Regions from separate parts of the Homo sapiens genome. Here region 2 is linked to region 1. Evidence: chromatin contacts called from ENCODE Hi-C or POLR2A ChIA-PET data. All regions are on one chromosome and are shown on one strand. Each heading gives the region's core, a stretch centred on a gene start or an enhancer-like site at or near the end of the contact. The rest is flanking DNA. Distances are from core to core; before and after follow the strand shown.

Region 1 (7,268 bases), core at 1,308-3,807:
AGCCACCCCCCAAGCTATTCTCAGCTCCACACCTGCAGCCCCAGCTAAGGTACCAGGTCTCCTGAGCAAGGCAGAGAGAAGCCTTGAGCCTTCTCTGTGTCTTCTTTCAAGAACCCCGCTGTGTCTTCTTTCAAGATTTTTTTTTTGAGACAGTTTCAAGATTTTTGTTTTGTTTTTGAGATGGAGTCTCACTGTGTCACCCAGGCTGAGGTGGCAGTGGTTCAATCTCCGTTCACTGCCACCTCCACCTCCCGGGTTCAAGCGATTCTCCTGCTTCAGCCTCTCGAGTAGCTGGGACTACAGGCACCTGCCACCATGTCTGGCTAATTTTTGTATTTTTAGTAGAGACAGGGTTTCACTACGTTGGCCAGGCTGGTCTCAAACTCCTGACCTCAAGTGATCCGCCCGCCTCGGCCTCCCCAATTGCTGGGATTACAGGCGTGAGCCACTGTGCCCGGCCTTCTTCTTTCAAGTTATATAGAATGGAGCATGGGGGTGGCAGTGGCTAGGGACATTTCCTGGGGACACTCTCCCCTAACCCCCCAGAAGGACTTCACAAAAACCTGTGGATAATGGAAGGGATGTTACGGTACAAACGTATATTTATGTGTGTGTGTGTGTATGTGTGTGCGCGCGCGCGTGTGCACATAGGCGTGATGTCTGTGACCCTCCTCTCCTCGTCACATTTCCCCCAGAATGAATGCTGTCCTGTCTGCTCATGTTTGTGTTGAAGCTGCCAAAGTCGGGGAGCTCTGGTCCTGCCCAGACCCCTTTGGAATTGCTGGCCCATCCTCCCACTGGAGAGCTGGGGTGCAGCTCACCTTGGGGAAGGAAACCTCATGCCTCAGAGTAATTTCTTGTGAATGCAAAGCCTGGGGGAGCGGGTCTTTGGGGGGCAAGGAGCCAGTCAGGGGCTTGTTTCCCCTCATAGAGCTCCCCAGACGTGCCTCCGCAATGCCTGAAACCCAGACCTAGGCTAATAAACGGTTCAATTTCTGTTTCCTGTGGTTGGTGTGTCTTTTCGGGGAGCAATTTCCCCCAGGAGCGCCCCATGGCTGGGCTGGATGGAACAGGAGGGGGGCTGCTGCCTGAGTAACTCATCCTTTGCCAACCTTCCCATTCTGTGCTCCTGACACCCTTAACCCGGCCTGAGCCAGGAGAAAACAGAGGTCAACCGGGATCTTTCCCAGGGGCAACTCACCTGCACCTCCCAGGGATTAACTCGGTCTGGGATCTCCCTGCTTTCTCTGAAGGAGACAGCCTGGCAGGTGGTGGGAGGCTCCTACATCCTCCCAATTGTATGTGCCTCCCGGGGAGCTGGAGAGATGGTTTGAGGGGGCTACAAAGAACCCAGATACCCACCCTTAGACACGGTGTTCCCAAAAGTAATGGCTGATCTTCACCGAGCACTTTCCAGGCATAAAGACTTGACTGCTCAGGAGGTGGAAGTTACTATAAACTCTTATGGAGGTGTGAGTTCAGAGAGATCAAGCAAACTGCTCAGAGTCACACAGCGCTAGTCGGGGTAGCGCCTGTCTGGATTTGAACCCAAGCAGGCTGACTCCAGACCATACTGGATCCACCACTGGGCTAGAGAAAGGCCACTCAGCTGAGTGCAGTGGCTCACTCCTATAATTCCAGCACTTTGGGAGGCTGAGGTGGGTGGGTCACTTGAGATCAGGAGTTCGAGACCAGCCTGCCAACATAGGGAAACCCCGTCTCTGCAAAAAATACAAAAATTAGCTGGGTGTGGTGGCGGGTGCCTGTAGTCCCAGCTACTCAGGAAGCTGAGGCAAGAGAATTGCTTGAATCCGGGAGGTGGAGAATGCAGTGAGCCAAGATCACGGCACTGCACTCCAGCCTGCGCGACAGAGCAGAGCAAAAAAAAAGACAGAGAGAGGCCACTTAGCTCCCTCTTTGCCATGGAAGGAGGAGCCACGAAGTTCATCAAGAACCAGGAGAAGCCAAGATAGGATGCAGCCTCGGGTGGGTCCCTCGGTGGGTTCCCTGGTGATACTCTTCTCTTTTGTCTGCAGGCAGCCGGCTCAGTGGCTCCTTTGAAGAAAAGTCTAGAGTTTTTTTGTTTGTTTGTTTTTTAAGACAGGGTCTTGCTCTGTTGCCTAGGCTGTAGTGCAGTTGGTGCCATCATGGTTCACTTCAGCCTCCCAAGTAGCTGGGACCACAGACATGCACCACCATGCCTGGCTAATTTTTTTTTTTTTTTTTTTTGTAGAGATGGGGGGTCTCCCTATGTTGCCCAGGCTGGTCTCGAACTCCTGGGCTCAAGCGATCCTCCTGCCTCCACCTTGGCCTCCCAAAGTGCTGGGATTTCAGGCATGAACCCTTTGATGGGGGACCCTAGGCACCCAAGCTGGAGCCCCACACAGCAACACCAGCTCAAAGACTAGGACAGCCAGTGGGAGAGAAGGCAGACCGCAGAGGCTGAGGGCCTGCAACCCCCATCGGAATTCCCCTTCTCTAGCAGTTGAGACAACAACCTCTGTTTGGAAACCTGAACCCTAGATGGGATGGGGGGTGGGGTGGGGGAAAAAGGCACAGGCCAGGCTGGAGTCAATAGATTTTCCCCAAGTACCCACAGGGTTCTCTATCTCCCCCTTCAGGACTCTGCTCAAATGCCACCTCCTCAGAAAGGAGTCACTTGCTTATTACCTGGCAGTATATATTATTAAGTTGGTGCAAAAGTCATTGCGGTTTTTGCCATTACCTTTAATAGCAAAAATTGCAATGACTTTTGCTATTTCTTTTAATGGCAAAAACCGCAATGACTTTTTTTTTTTTTTGAGATGGAGTCTCGCTCTGTCACCCAGGCTAGAGTGTATGGCCCGATCTCGGCTCACTGCAAACTCCGCCTCCTGGGTTCACGCCATTCTCCTGCCTCAGCCTCCTGAGTAGCTGGGACTACTAGTGCCCGCCACCATACCAGGCTAATTTTTTGTATTTTTTTTTTTTAGTAGAGACAGGGTTTCACCGTGTTAGCCAGGATGGTCTCAATCTCCTGACCTTGTGATCCACCCACCTCGGCCCCCCAAAGTGCTGGGATTACAGGCGTGAGCTACCGTGCCCAGCCTACAATGACTTTTAATGGCAAAAACCGCAATGATTTTAGCACCAACCTAATATGTATCAATTTATCTGTCTCTACCCCCATTAAAATACAAGCACTGTGAATATAGGACTGCACCTGCCTTATTTACTAATGTATCTCCAGTGTTGTTTTTTTGTTTTTTTTTGAGACAAGGTCTTACTCTGTTACCCAGGCTCAAGTGCAGTGGTGCAATCACAGCTCACTACAGCCTCAACCTCCTGGGCTCATGGGCTCAGGTGATACTTCCACCTCAGGCTTCCTAGTAACTGGGATTATAAGCCTGCTAATTTTCTTTTTTTGTAGAGACATGATTCTTCCATGTTGCCCAGGCTGGTCTTGAACTCCTAGGCTTAAGAGATCTGCCTGCCTCAACCTCCCAAAGTGCTGAGATTACAGGTGTGAGCCAACTTGCCTGGCTATTTATGGCTCTCTAACTTTTTTTTTTTTTTTGATACAGGGTCTGACTCTGTCACCCAGGCTGGAGTGCAGTGACGTAATCACAGCTCACCGCAGCCTTGACCTCCTGGGCTCAAGCCATCCTCCCACCTCAATCTCCCAAGTAGGTGGAACTACAGGTATGTGCCAACACACTGGCCTGCTTTTTTGTATTGTTTGTAGAGACAGGGTTTCACCATGTTGCCCAGGCTGCTCTCAAACTCCTGGGCTCAGTGCTCCTCCCACCTCAGCCTCCCAAAGTGCTGGGATTACAGGCATGAGCCACCATGCCTGGCTATCTCTAACATCTTAAACACTACTTGGCATGTTCCCACCCCAGGGCCTTTGCACCTGCTGTTCCCTCTGCCTGGAATGCCTACACACAGTAGGTCCTCAGTAAATACTTGTTGAATAAATAAAACAAAAGCAAATGATGGTCATTTCAGTGAGTGTTAAGTGCTAGGAAGAAAATAAAATAGGGCCGGGCACGGTGGCTCATGCCTGTAATCCCACCACTTTGGGAGGCCGAGGTGGGCAGATCACCTGAGGTCAGGAGTTTTTTTGTTTTGTTTTGTTTTGTTTTTGAGACGGAGTCTTATTCTGATGCCCAGGCTGGAGTGCAATGATGTGATCTCGACTCACTACAACCTCCACCTCCTGAGTTCAAGTGATTCTCCTGCCTCAGCCTCCCGAGTAGCTGGCATTACAGGCATGTGCCACCAAGCCTGGCTAATTTTTGTATTTATAGTAGAGACGGGGGTTTCATCATGTTGGTCAGGCTGGTGTCGAACTCCTGGCCTCAAGTGATCTGCTTGCCTAGGCCTCCCAAAGTGCTGGGATTACAGGCGTGAGCCACTGTGCCCAGCCAAGGTCAAGAGTTTGAAACCAGCCTGGCCAGCATGGTGAAACCCTATCTCTACTAAAAATACAAAATTAGGCCATGTGCCTAATTTTGGGATTACACCTGGGATCATGCCTGCAATCCCAGCACTTTGGGAGGCCAAGACGGGTGGATCATGAAGTCAGGAGTTCAAGACCAGCCTGGCCAACATGGTGAAACCCTGTCTCTACTAAAAATACAAAAGCTAGCTGGGCGTGGTGGCACGCACCTGTAGTCGCAGCTACTAGGGAGGCTGAGGCAGGAGAATTCTTGAACCCGGGGGATGGAGGTTGCAGTGAGCCGAGATTGCGCCACTGCACTCCAGCCTGGGCAACAGAGTGAGACTCTGTCTCAAAAAAAAAAATTAGCTGGGCGTGGTGGCGAGCGCCTGTAATCATAGCTACCGGGGAGGCTGAGGCTGGAGAATTGCTTGAACCCGGGAGGCAGAGGTTGCAGTGAGCCAAGATCGCGCCTTTGCACTCCAGCCTGGGCAACAGGAGCGAAACTGCATCTCAAAAAAAAAAAAAAGGGGGGGCGGCATTTGTCCCTGCGACAGAACTGCTGCCGCCATTGCCGTCTCTAATATCTAATATAATAATATCTAATATCTAATATAATAAGGTCTCACCACAGCCACCAGGCCTTGGGGAAGCCACAGTGTGGCCGACTGGCCAGTCAGACCCCCACCGGTGCTGCCTCCCAGCCCCTACAGATGGGGCTCTGCACCTACAAGATCAGGCAGTTCCTGGACTGTTCGACCACTGAGAATGACCTGTCCCTGTGTGAGGGCTTCAATGAGGCCCCAAAGCAGTGCAAGTACAACCATGGTCTGAGCTCCCTGCCTTGAAGACGTTGGTGCAGACTCGAGGGCCAGCTCTGCACCCACCTGTACCCCTTGCCCACAGCCAGACCACAACACCAGATTGTACCTGGATAGCTGGGATTGGAAGTGAGGAATAGGTTTCTCACCCCACAGATAACCCAAGACACAAATGTGCAATTAAAAAATTTATTTTAGACCACCAAAACAAACAAAACAAAACAGAAACAAATAAAAAAAAGAAAAGAAAATAGTGCCAGGTGTGGGAGCTCACTCCTGTAATCCCAGCACTTTGGAATGCCGAGGCGAGTGGATCACCTGAGGTCAGGAGTTTGAAACCAGCCTGGCCAGCATGGTGAAACCCCATCTCTACTAAAAATACAAAATTAAGCAGGCGTGGTGGTGGGCACCTGTAATCCCAGCTACTTGGGAGGCTGAGGCAGGAGAATGGCGTGAACCTGGGAGGCGGAGCTTGCAGTGAGCCGAGATCGCGCCACCGCACTCCAGCCTGGGTGATGGAGCAAGACTCTGTCTCAAAAAAAAAAAAAAAAAGGAAAGAAAAGAAAATAGGGCCAGGCATGGTGGCTCATGCCTGTAATCCCAGCCCTTTGGGAGACCAATGCGGGAGGATCACTTGGGGCCAGGAGTTTGAGATGAGCCTGGGCAACATAGTGAGACCTCATCTGTAAAAGTAAGTAAATAAATACATATATACCCTGGTGTGGTGGAACGTGTCTATAGTCCTGGCCACTCTGGAGGCTGAGGTGGGAGGATTCTTTGAGCCTAGGTGACCGAGGCTGCAATGAACTGTGGTCATGCCACTGCATTCCAGCCTGGGCAACAGAGTGAGACCCTGTCTCAAAAAATAAAAAGTCTAATGTGTGCTCGTGTGCTGGGCACTGTGAGAATCATTTGACATCTGCAAACTTCTGGAATCCTCACAATAATCCTATAGAGTAGGTGCTATTATTGGCTTTTTGACAGATAAAGAAACCGAGGCACAGAGAGGTTAAGTAATTCACCCAAGGTCAAGTAGCATGGGAGTCAAGGGGCCAGGATTGGAACCCAGTGAGTCACTGAAGACCACACTTATATCTTTTTAAAATGTTTTTCAGCTGGGCGCGGTGGCTCACGTCTGTAATCCCAGCACTTTGGGAGGCCGAGGCGGGCGGATCACCTGAGGTTGGGAGTTCAAGACCATCCTGACCAACATAGAGAAATCCTGTCTTTACTAAAAATACAAAATTAGCCGGGTGTGGTGGCACATGCCTGTAATCCCAGCTACTCGGGAGGCTGAGGCAGGAGAATTGCCTGAACCCAGGAGGCAGAGGTTGTGGTAAGCCGGAGATCGCACCATTGCACTCCAGCCTGGGCAAGAAGAGCGAAACCCCGTCTCAAAAAAATGATTATTTATTTATTTATTTTTGGAGATAGAGTCTCACTCTATCGCCCAGGCTGGAGTGCAGTGGCACAGTCTCGGCTCACTGCAACCTCCACCTCCCAGGTTCGAGAGTTTCTTCCGCCTCAGCTTCTCTAGTAGCGGTGATTACAGGCACGCACCACCACGCCTAGCTAATTTTTTTTTTTTTGAGACAGAGTTTCTCTCTTGTCACCCAGGCTGGAGTGCAATGGCGCAGTCTTGGCTCACTGCAACCTCTGCCTCCCAGGTTCAAGCGCTTCTCCCGCCTCAGCCTTCCAAGTAGCTGGGATTACAGGCGTGCACCATCATACCCAGCTAATTTTTTTGAGATGGAGTCTTGCACTGTCGCCCAGGCTGTAGTGCAATGGTGCGATCTCGGCTCACTGCAACCTCCGCCTCCCAGGTTCAAGAGATTCTCCTTGCCTCAGCCTCTCAAGTAGCTGGGATGACAGGTGCCCGCCACCATGCCTGGCTAATTTTTTTGTATTTTTAGTAGAGACAGGGTTTCACCATGTTAGCCAGGCTGGTCTTGAACTCCTGACCTCATGATCCACCCACCTTGGCCTCCCAAAGTGCTGGGATTACAGGCATGAGCCACTGCGCCGGG
Region 2 (7,268 bases), core at 2,541-5,040, 51 kb before region 1:
AGGAGCAACTCCTTTTTAGGCAACGGGGTCTCTATGCCCAACAACTTGGGCTGGTCACAGGAGGTGCTGCATGTCACCAGCACGGAGCCTCCCCGGGGCAGGATGACTTTTGAGGGGGACACAGATGTCTGGGCATTGCCAGGTCCTAGAAGAAACGAGGGAAGAGGCGACAGGCATTACAAATCAGGTTCATCAAGGGAATGTGCGCCCAGCCTGTGCTGGGTGCTGGAGGCACAGCCTTAACAAGACAATACTTTGCCTTCGATGTGGAAGTTAAAGAGAAAATTCATGAGCAGGCCGGGTGTGGTGGCTCACGCCTGTAATCCCAGCACTTTGGGAGGCCAAGGCGGGCAGATCACTTGAGGTCAGGAATTTGAGATCAGCCTGGCCAACATGACAAAGCCCCGTCTCCACTAAAAATACAAAAATTAGCTGGGCATGGTGGGACGTGCCTGTAGTCCTAGCTATTTGGGAGGCTGAGGCACAAGAATCACTTGAACCTGGGAGGTGGAGGTTACAGTGAGCCAAGATTGTGCCACTGCACTCCAGCCTGAGCAACAGAACGAGACTCTGTCTCCAAAAAAAAAAAAAAAAAAATTATGAGCAAACAAGATAATTAATAACTGATGTTAATATGAGCTTTGACAAAAACAAAACAGGGTGATAGAATAGACAGTGCTTTGGTGACAGGGTAATGTTTCAGCAGAGATCTAAATGACGAGAAAGGGCTGGCTGTCCGGAGAAAAGGGAAATAAGTTCCAGGCAAGTACAGATGTCCCGGGGCAGGGTGGCTGGAGCTGAGTGAGCAAGGATGAAGAGGGGGAGATTAATTCAGGAAGATCCCGTGAGCACTGAAGGCCATGCTAAAGATGTGTTCTTTTATTTTTTTTTTTTTTGAGATGGAGTCTCGCTTTGTCACTCAGACTGGAGTGCAGTGGCGCAATCTCAGCTCACTGCAACCTTTGCCTCCCGGGTTCAAGTGATTCTCCTGCCTCAGCCTCCAGAGTATCTGGGATTACAGGCAAGCACCACCACGCCCAGCTAATTTTTGTATTTTTAATAGAGACGGGGTTTCGCCACGTCGGCCAGCCTGCTCTCAAACTCCTGGCCTCAAGTGATCCGCCCGCCTCAGCCTCCCAAAGTGCTGGGATTACAGGCGTGAACCACCACGCCCAGCCACATGTGTTCTTTATACTGAGGGCAATAGGGAGCCATGGAAGGACTTTAGCCATCACTTTTTTTTTTTTAAACGGGTCTCCCTCTGTTACCCAGGCTGGAATACAGTGGCACAATCATAGCTCACTGTAACCTTGAACTCCTGGGCTCAAGTGATCCTCCCATCTCAGCCTCCCAAGTAGCTGGGACTACAGGACACCACCATACCCGGCTAATATTTGAAAAACATTTTTTTTTTTTTGAGACGGAGTTTAGCTCTTGTTGCCCAGGCTGGAGTGCAATGGCACGATCTCAGTTCACCGCAACCTCCGCCTCCCAGGTTCAAGCGATTCTCCTGCCTCAGCCTCCCGAGTAGCTGGGATTACAGGCATGCGCCACCACGCCCGGGTAATTTTGTACTTTTAGTAGAGACGGGGTTTCTCCATGTTGGTCAGGCTGGTCTCAAACTCCTGACCTCAGGTAATCCGCCCGCCTCAGCCTCCCAAAGTGCTGGGATTATAGGTGTGAGCCACCGCGCCTGGCCCTGAAAAACATTTTTGTAGAGATGGGGTCTCACTATGTTGCTAAGGCTGGTCTCAAACTCCTGGCCTCAAGTGATCCTCCCGCCTAAGCCTCCCAAAATGCCAGGATTACAGGTGTGAGCCACTGTGTCCAACCAGATTTTAATGTGAAGTTGGTGCCCTCCTCCCTCCTAAGAAGTCAGGTGGAGACAGTCAGCCCTCCAGGAATCAGACTGGCTCCTCACTCCCTGAGACACGTAGTTTCCCCCTCTTTGGGCCTCAATTTCCCCATCTGTAAGGTGGGTGAGTATAGCCACCCCATCCCTTGCTAATACAAGTAACTCAGCACAGGATGGGTAGCAACTGGCTACCTTGCAGGTAAGAAAGAAGGGGCTTACGGGGTGGGCACTGTGGCTCACGCATGTAATCCCAGCACTTTGGGAGGCAGGGTGGGCAGATCATGAGGTCAGGAAATCGAGACCATCCTGGCTAACACAGTGATTAGCCGGGTGTGATGGCACATGCCTGTAGTCCCAGCTACTCAGGGAGGCTGAGGCAGGAGAATCGTTTGAACCTGGGAGGCAGAGGTTGCAGTGAGCCGAGATCACGCCACTGCACTCCAGCCTGGGCGACAGAGTGAGACTCCGTCTCAAAAAAAAAAAAAAAAAAAAAAGAAAAGAAAAGAAAGAAAGAAGGGGCTTATTTGGATCAGGTCCCTCAGATTCTGCTGCCTCCGAAGGTGGGAAAAAATGTCTGAGCCCAGCACTGCCTCACTCAAAGATTCCTGTCTCAGATTTGTTCTATCTTGGATGGGGGTGTGAGGACACTGGCTCCATACATTCTCCAAGGGAGATTCTGGGACCATTCCCATTTCATAGAGAGAAATGGTTACTCAGCTAGAAAGCAGTGCGATCTGGGTCTGAGTCCGGATCAGAACGCTTTGTTTTTTGAGACAGAATCTCGCTATGTCTCCCAGGCTGGAGTGCAGTGGCACAATCTTGGTTCACTGCAACCTCAGCCTCGTGGGCTTAAGGGATTTTCCTCCCTCAGCCTCCCGAGCAGCTGGGATCACAGGCGCCCACCACCATGCCAGCTAATTTTTGTATTTTTAGTAGAGACGGGATGTTGCCATGTTGGCCAGGCTGGTCTCAAACTCCTGACCTTAAGTGATTCGCCCGCCTGGGGCTCCTAAAGTGTTGGGATTACTGGCATGAACTACCGTGCTGGCCTGGATCTCAGGCTTTGTTGAGCTGTTAACCAAGCTGTCAATCTCCCACCCTCCTGGTTCCCCAAACTTACACCACCATGAAAGACCCTCTGACCCCTTCCCTCTTCCCTAGCTGGGCTGGAGCTGGGGGAGGGTGTGCTGGGGCGTCCCACTTCTCAGCTTTGGGCCACGGATAAGTCAGCTCTGGAATTCCCCCAAGTAGAAGCAGCCCTGGACTTCCCCAGGGGCAGAGAGGATGAGGAACAGAATATACATCTTGAGGGGGGTGGGGGTCCCTTAAGCCTTGTTGGGTTGGCACAGAGCCAAGTTCCCAAACCATCATGATCGAGTCCTGGGGCCAGGTGCTGCGCTGGGCCAAGATACCCTGCCAGGTGGCCGCTATAACGTTTCCCGTTTTACAGCTGAGAAACTGTAAGAGACGCAATCTAGCCAAGCAAGGCGGTGGTTCACACCTCTCATCCCAGCTACTCGGGAGGCTGAGGCAGGAGGTAAGGCTAGACCCCCGGAGTTCAAGACCGGCCTGGGCAACAAAACGAGGCCCGCCCCTCCCCTCCATCTCCAACCCCCTACCCTTTTTTAAAGCTGCAATCTATAGCCCAAGGCCACACGTGGAGGTATGCAGGGTCTGGATTCGAACCTACTGGCTGTTGCCTTTCAATCGCTGTCTCTAGCCCCTCCTTCCCATAAACAGCTACCTAAGCATGCATGACCTGACCCGGGAGCCGGTCCTCCCGGGGCTTCGGAGAACTGGCCCGACGGCAATCCCCACCCCGACTCACCTGGGAACAGAGCCCCGAGCAGGACCAGGAGTGCGGGCAGCGCGGGCCGGGGGCTGCTGGGAGCCATAGCGAGGCTGAGGTTGCAACTCTGAGTAGCAGAGGAGCTCAGCGTCGACTGGGGCGCGTGATCCTTTATAGCGCTAGCCACCTGGGGGCCAAGGGGCGGTGCTGCTTTCCCGGAAACCTCGCGCCTTCCCCTCCGGAACAAATGCTGCAGTTATTTCCGGACTGACAGGGTGCCCGGGCCGAGAGGGTCATCCTCCCTCGCTGGCCGCTTCAGCTCCGGAATTTCCAAGCTAAAGCAATCGGGCGGCGGTGGCAGGGCGATGACCCCGGGGGCTGCTCCCGGCCTCCACGCCTCCCGTTTCCCGGCCAGGCTAAGCTTGAATCACGGTCTACACCGCGCTAAGCGGTTTATTAAGTACTTTTAAATACTGCCAACTTCCCCGGAGAGTGGAGACTGTTATTGTGTCCATTTCACAAAGCGGTAAACTGAGACTCCAGGCTGCGAGGGGGTCCGAACTCAAGTCCTCCCTCTCCAGCTTACGCAGGCCTCTTTAATCGAGTGGATGAGCCCCCTGCCTGGGTGGGGGCCCAGGAATCCTCCCCGGGCTCCCTCCACTGAGGGATGCCCCTCCCCCTAGGTCACGTCCACACCTAGCTGACACGGGCATTTCTCGAGAAGCGGCCAGAGCAGAGCCAGGCACCTCCCGGCGACCGCTAACCGTGGGAGTGACGAAGCGCGGTCTCACCACGTCCGGGGAAATCGGCGTCCTCTCTCTACACCCGAGGGCACTCACCCCGGCGGCCTCCTCGCTTCCCCTTTCGGCCTTGGCCGCGGAGGCGTCTTTACAGCTCCCAGAAAAAGGAAGGAAGCTGCGTGATCCCTACGCGCCGAGCCCCTCCGCTGGCGTCCCAGGCTCCGCGGGGAAACTGAGGCAGCTAGCTTGGATCTTGACGAGGGAGGGGAGGGGGACGCTCGAAATCCCTGCCTGTCGCTGGGAAACTGAGGCAGCAGCCCCCAGGCGCAGAGGCGAGGCAGGGAGAAGGGGCGCTCGAACCCCTGCCCTACGCGCGAGGCTCCGGCAACTCGAACCCAGGCTCATGCACTAAATATGAGCGGGTGTTTGCTTGGCCACCGCCTGTGCGTGTGACCCCAAGACTCGACATCCACCACGTCGAGGCTGGGTACTCTTAAGTCTCCGAGCACCAAGCCGCGCCGCCTAAGGCTTTCCTGTTGTGGGGCGCGCGCGGCGTCGCCATGGAGATCTCCGAGGGGCCAGGGAGGTCGCGCAGCAGAAGGGGAAGCGAAGGGTCCCCGGACGCGCAGGCCCTTCCTATCGGGGAAGGGGGCTGCGAGTCACTGGCCATCCAGAGACGCATATTTCCCCCGCCTCGGTCATTCCCAAGGAATTTCCACGGGGATATTTTTTTCTTGGGGGGCTGAGGAGTTCTGAATTCCCGCCCCGGAACGGCCTGAGCAAAGTCACAGGGTGGGACGGGGGACGCCCCTGGTCCTCAGAAGGCCTGGGAAAATCCTGCGCCACGGGTTCTTCCTCGGGCGGGTTCCACTGAGCTCTTGCCCCGGCCCGAGGTGCGCGAGCTCCCCCGCGCGGCCCAAGTCCCACTTGCAGCCACAATGGTGCCGTTCTTTTCTCAACATGTGGCTCAATGTTTTTTAAGCGCCTACTGTGTGCTTGGCGTCCTTCCAGGTACTGGGGACACAGGAATGAACAGAGTCAGACAAAAATCCACCTGGGCGCGGCTCCCACCTGTAATCCCAGCATTTTGGGAGGCCGAGATGGGAGGATCACTTGAGCCCAGGAGTTCAAGACCAGCCTGGGCAACATAGGGAGACCCCCATCTCTATGCAAAATACAAAAATTAGCCGGGTGTGGTGGTGCACACCTGTAATTCCACCTACTTGGGAGGCTGATGCAGGAGAATCTCTTGAACCCGGCAGGCGGAGGTTGCAGTGAGCCAAGATAGAGGCACTGCACTCCAGCCTGGGTGAGAGTGAGACTCAAAAAAAAAAAAAAAAAAAAAAAAAAAGGAACAGCCAGGAGAACAGTGTGGCTGGAGCAGGCTTAGCAAAGGAGAGATTCGAGGAGAGGAGCGGGCAGGGAGATGACAGGGCAGATAGGTGCAAGTTCCTGTCACCTGAGGAGGACTTTGTTGTTTTGTTTGTTTGTTTCTGAACCCCAGTCTCGTTCTGTCACCCAGGCTGGAGCACAGTGGTGTGATCTCGGCTCACTGCAAACTCTGCCTCCCAGGTTCAAGCGATTCTCCCACCTCAGCCTACCGAGTAGCTGGTACTACAGGGGTGCGTCACCACGCCTAGCTAATTTTTGTATTTTTAGTAGAGATGGGGTTTCACCATGTTGGTCTCTAACTCCTGACCTCTAGTGATCCGCCCCCCTTGGCCTCCCAAAGTGCTGGGATAACAGATGTGAGCCACCGTGCCTGGCCAGGACTTTGGCTTTTATGCCCAGCGAGGTGGGAGGTATAGAGGGTTCTGAGCAGAGGAAGGACCTTGCCCTAACTCAAGTGTTCACAGGGGCCCAGTTGAGGCTTCAAGAGCTGCAGCCAGGAGATGGGAGAGGAGGTGACTGTTCTAGTCCAGATGAATGATAGTGGGGCCTGGACTGGGCAGTGTCCTTGGAGAAAGGGCTGAATTTGACATCCGTTTTGGAGGCTGGGCCAACTGGAGGTGCTGGGACAAGGGGGATGACTCCTTGATCAGGGTCCGAGCCTTTTGGAGGATGGCGGGTCACTTTCTGAGATGGGAGTGGGATGGCTATGGTAGGGGGCAGGCTGGCAGAGAGAGACGGCACCTCCCAGTCCTCCGTTCCCTTAAGCGTTTTTCAAGGAAAAGGGAAGCAGATATTTCCTAGACCTTTGTTTCTGTCTCCAGGAAGGGCAGGGCTTCCTCCCGGTTGCCAGACAGTCAGGCAGGCCAAAGAATGGCCTCAGACCAGAGGCTGCCCACCAAGGGCAGAAGCCATCCCATAGTGTCCCATGCAAACGCCTTGCAGTTCCCTCAGCCTGGAATGCTCTTCCCTTCAACCCCAACAAGGCTGGCTCCTCCTGTCTTGTGGCCTGAGCTTTCTCCTAAATGAGTGTCCCCCCTACTCCATCCTGGGCCACATCCTGGGCGTTCCTTGTCACTCGCCTTAATATTCGAATTCCTTAACTCATTACTTGCTGAATTTCTTTTTTAATTTTTTGAGACAGAGTTTCACTCTGTCACCCTGGCTAGAGTGCAGTGGCACGATCTCAGCTCACTGCAACCCCTGCCTCCCAGGTTTAAGTGATTCTCCTGCCTCAGCCTCCCGAGTAGCTGGGATTACAGACATACGCCACCAGACCCGGCTAATTTTTGTGTTTTTAGTAGAGACGGGGTTACACCATGTTGGCCAGCCTGGTCTCAAACTCCTGACCTCAAGTGATCCACCTGCCTTGGCCTCCCAAAGGGCTGGGATTATAGGCATGAGCCACTGCTCCCGGCCTATTTAGTTTTTTTTTTTTTTTTTTTTTTGAGACAAAGTCTCGCTCTGTTGTCCAGGCTGGAGTACAGAGGTGTGA

Evidence for each region. Hi-C counts contacts between places; a loop is a spot of excess contacts on that map. ChIA-PET counts read pairs that join two places held with the same protein, here RNA polymerase II (POLR2A). Pooled maps may share reads with other maps.
Region 2: a loop to region 1 is called in a pooled map, with 2.9 times the contacts of the local background. The contact joins the promoter of ICAM1 here to the enhancer-like site in region 1. A Hi-C loop is called at or near these places in 3 of 50 pooled maps. POLR2A ChIA-PET finds 5 or more read pairs at or near these places in 8 of 52 experiments (A673, GM10248, GM12878 and 5 more).

The regions. Positions count from the first base shown.
Region 1 is chr19:10,215,165-10,222,432 of GRCh38, reverse strand. S1PR2 (sphingosine-1-phosphate receptor 2) reads left to right here. Exons shown (of 2, transcript NM_004230.4): 2 at 1-1,000. It also overlaps the pseudogene LOC103689916. Among named protein-coding and RNA genes, the nearest start is that of MIR4322, 12 kb to the left of the region's middle. RefSeq lists enhancers at 2,017-2,096, 1,866-2,366, 2,317-2,546, 2,677-2,726, 2,367-2,867. Within about 2 kb of position 2,557, at least 2 of the 41 ENCODE cell types and tissues checked have a DNase peak (open chromatin) inside an H3K27ac peak, as active enhancers do; they include GM12878, where a contact is called at or near this core.
Region 2 is chr19:10,267,642-10,274,909 of GRCh38, reverse strand. ICAM1 (intercellular adhesion molecule 1) reads right to left here and starts at 3,790. Exons shown (of 7, transcript NM_000201.3): 1 at 3,684-3,790; 2 at 1-145. The coding sequence starts at 3,750. All of the region lies in intron 1 of LIMASI (lncRNA inflammatory and mucous response associated, antisense to ICAM1), which reads left to right. RefSeq lists enhancers at 2,989-3,228, 4,139-4,228 and a silencer at 6,583-6,877.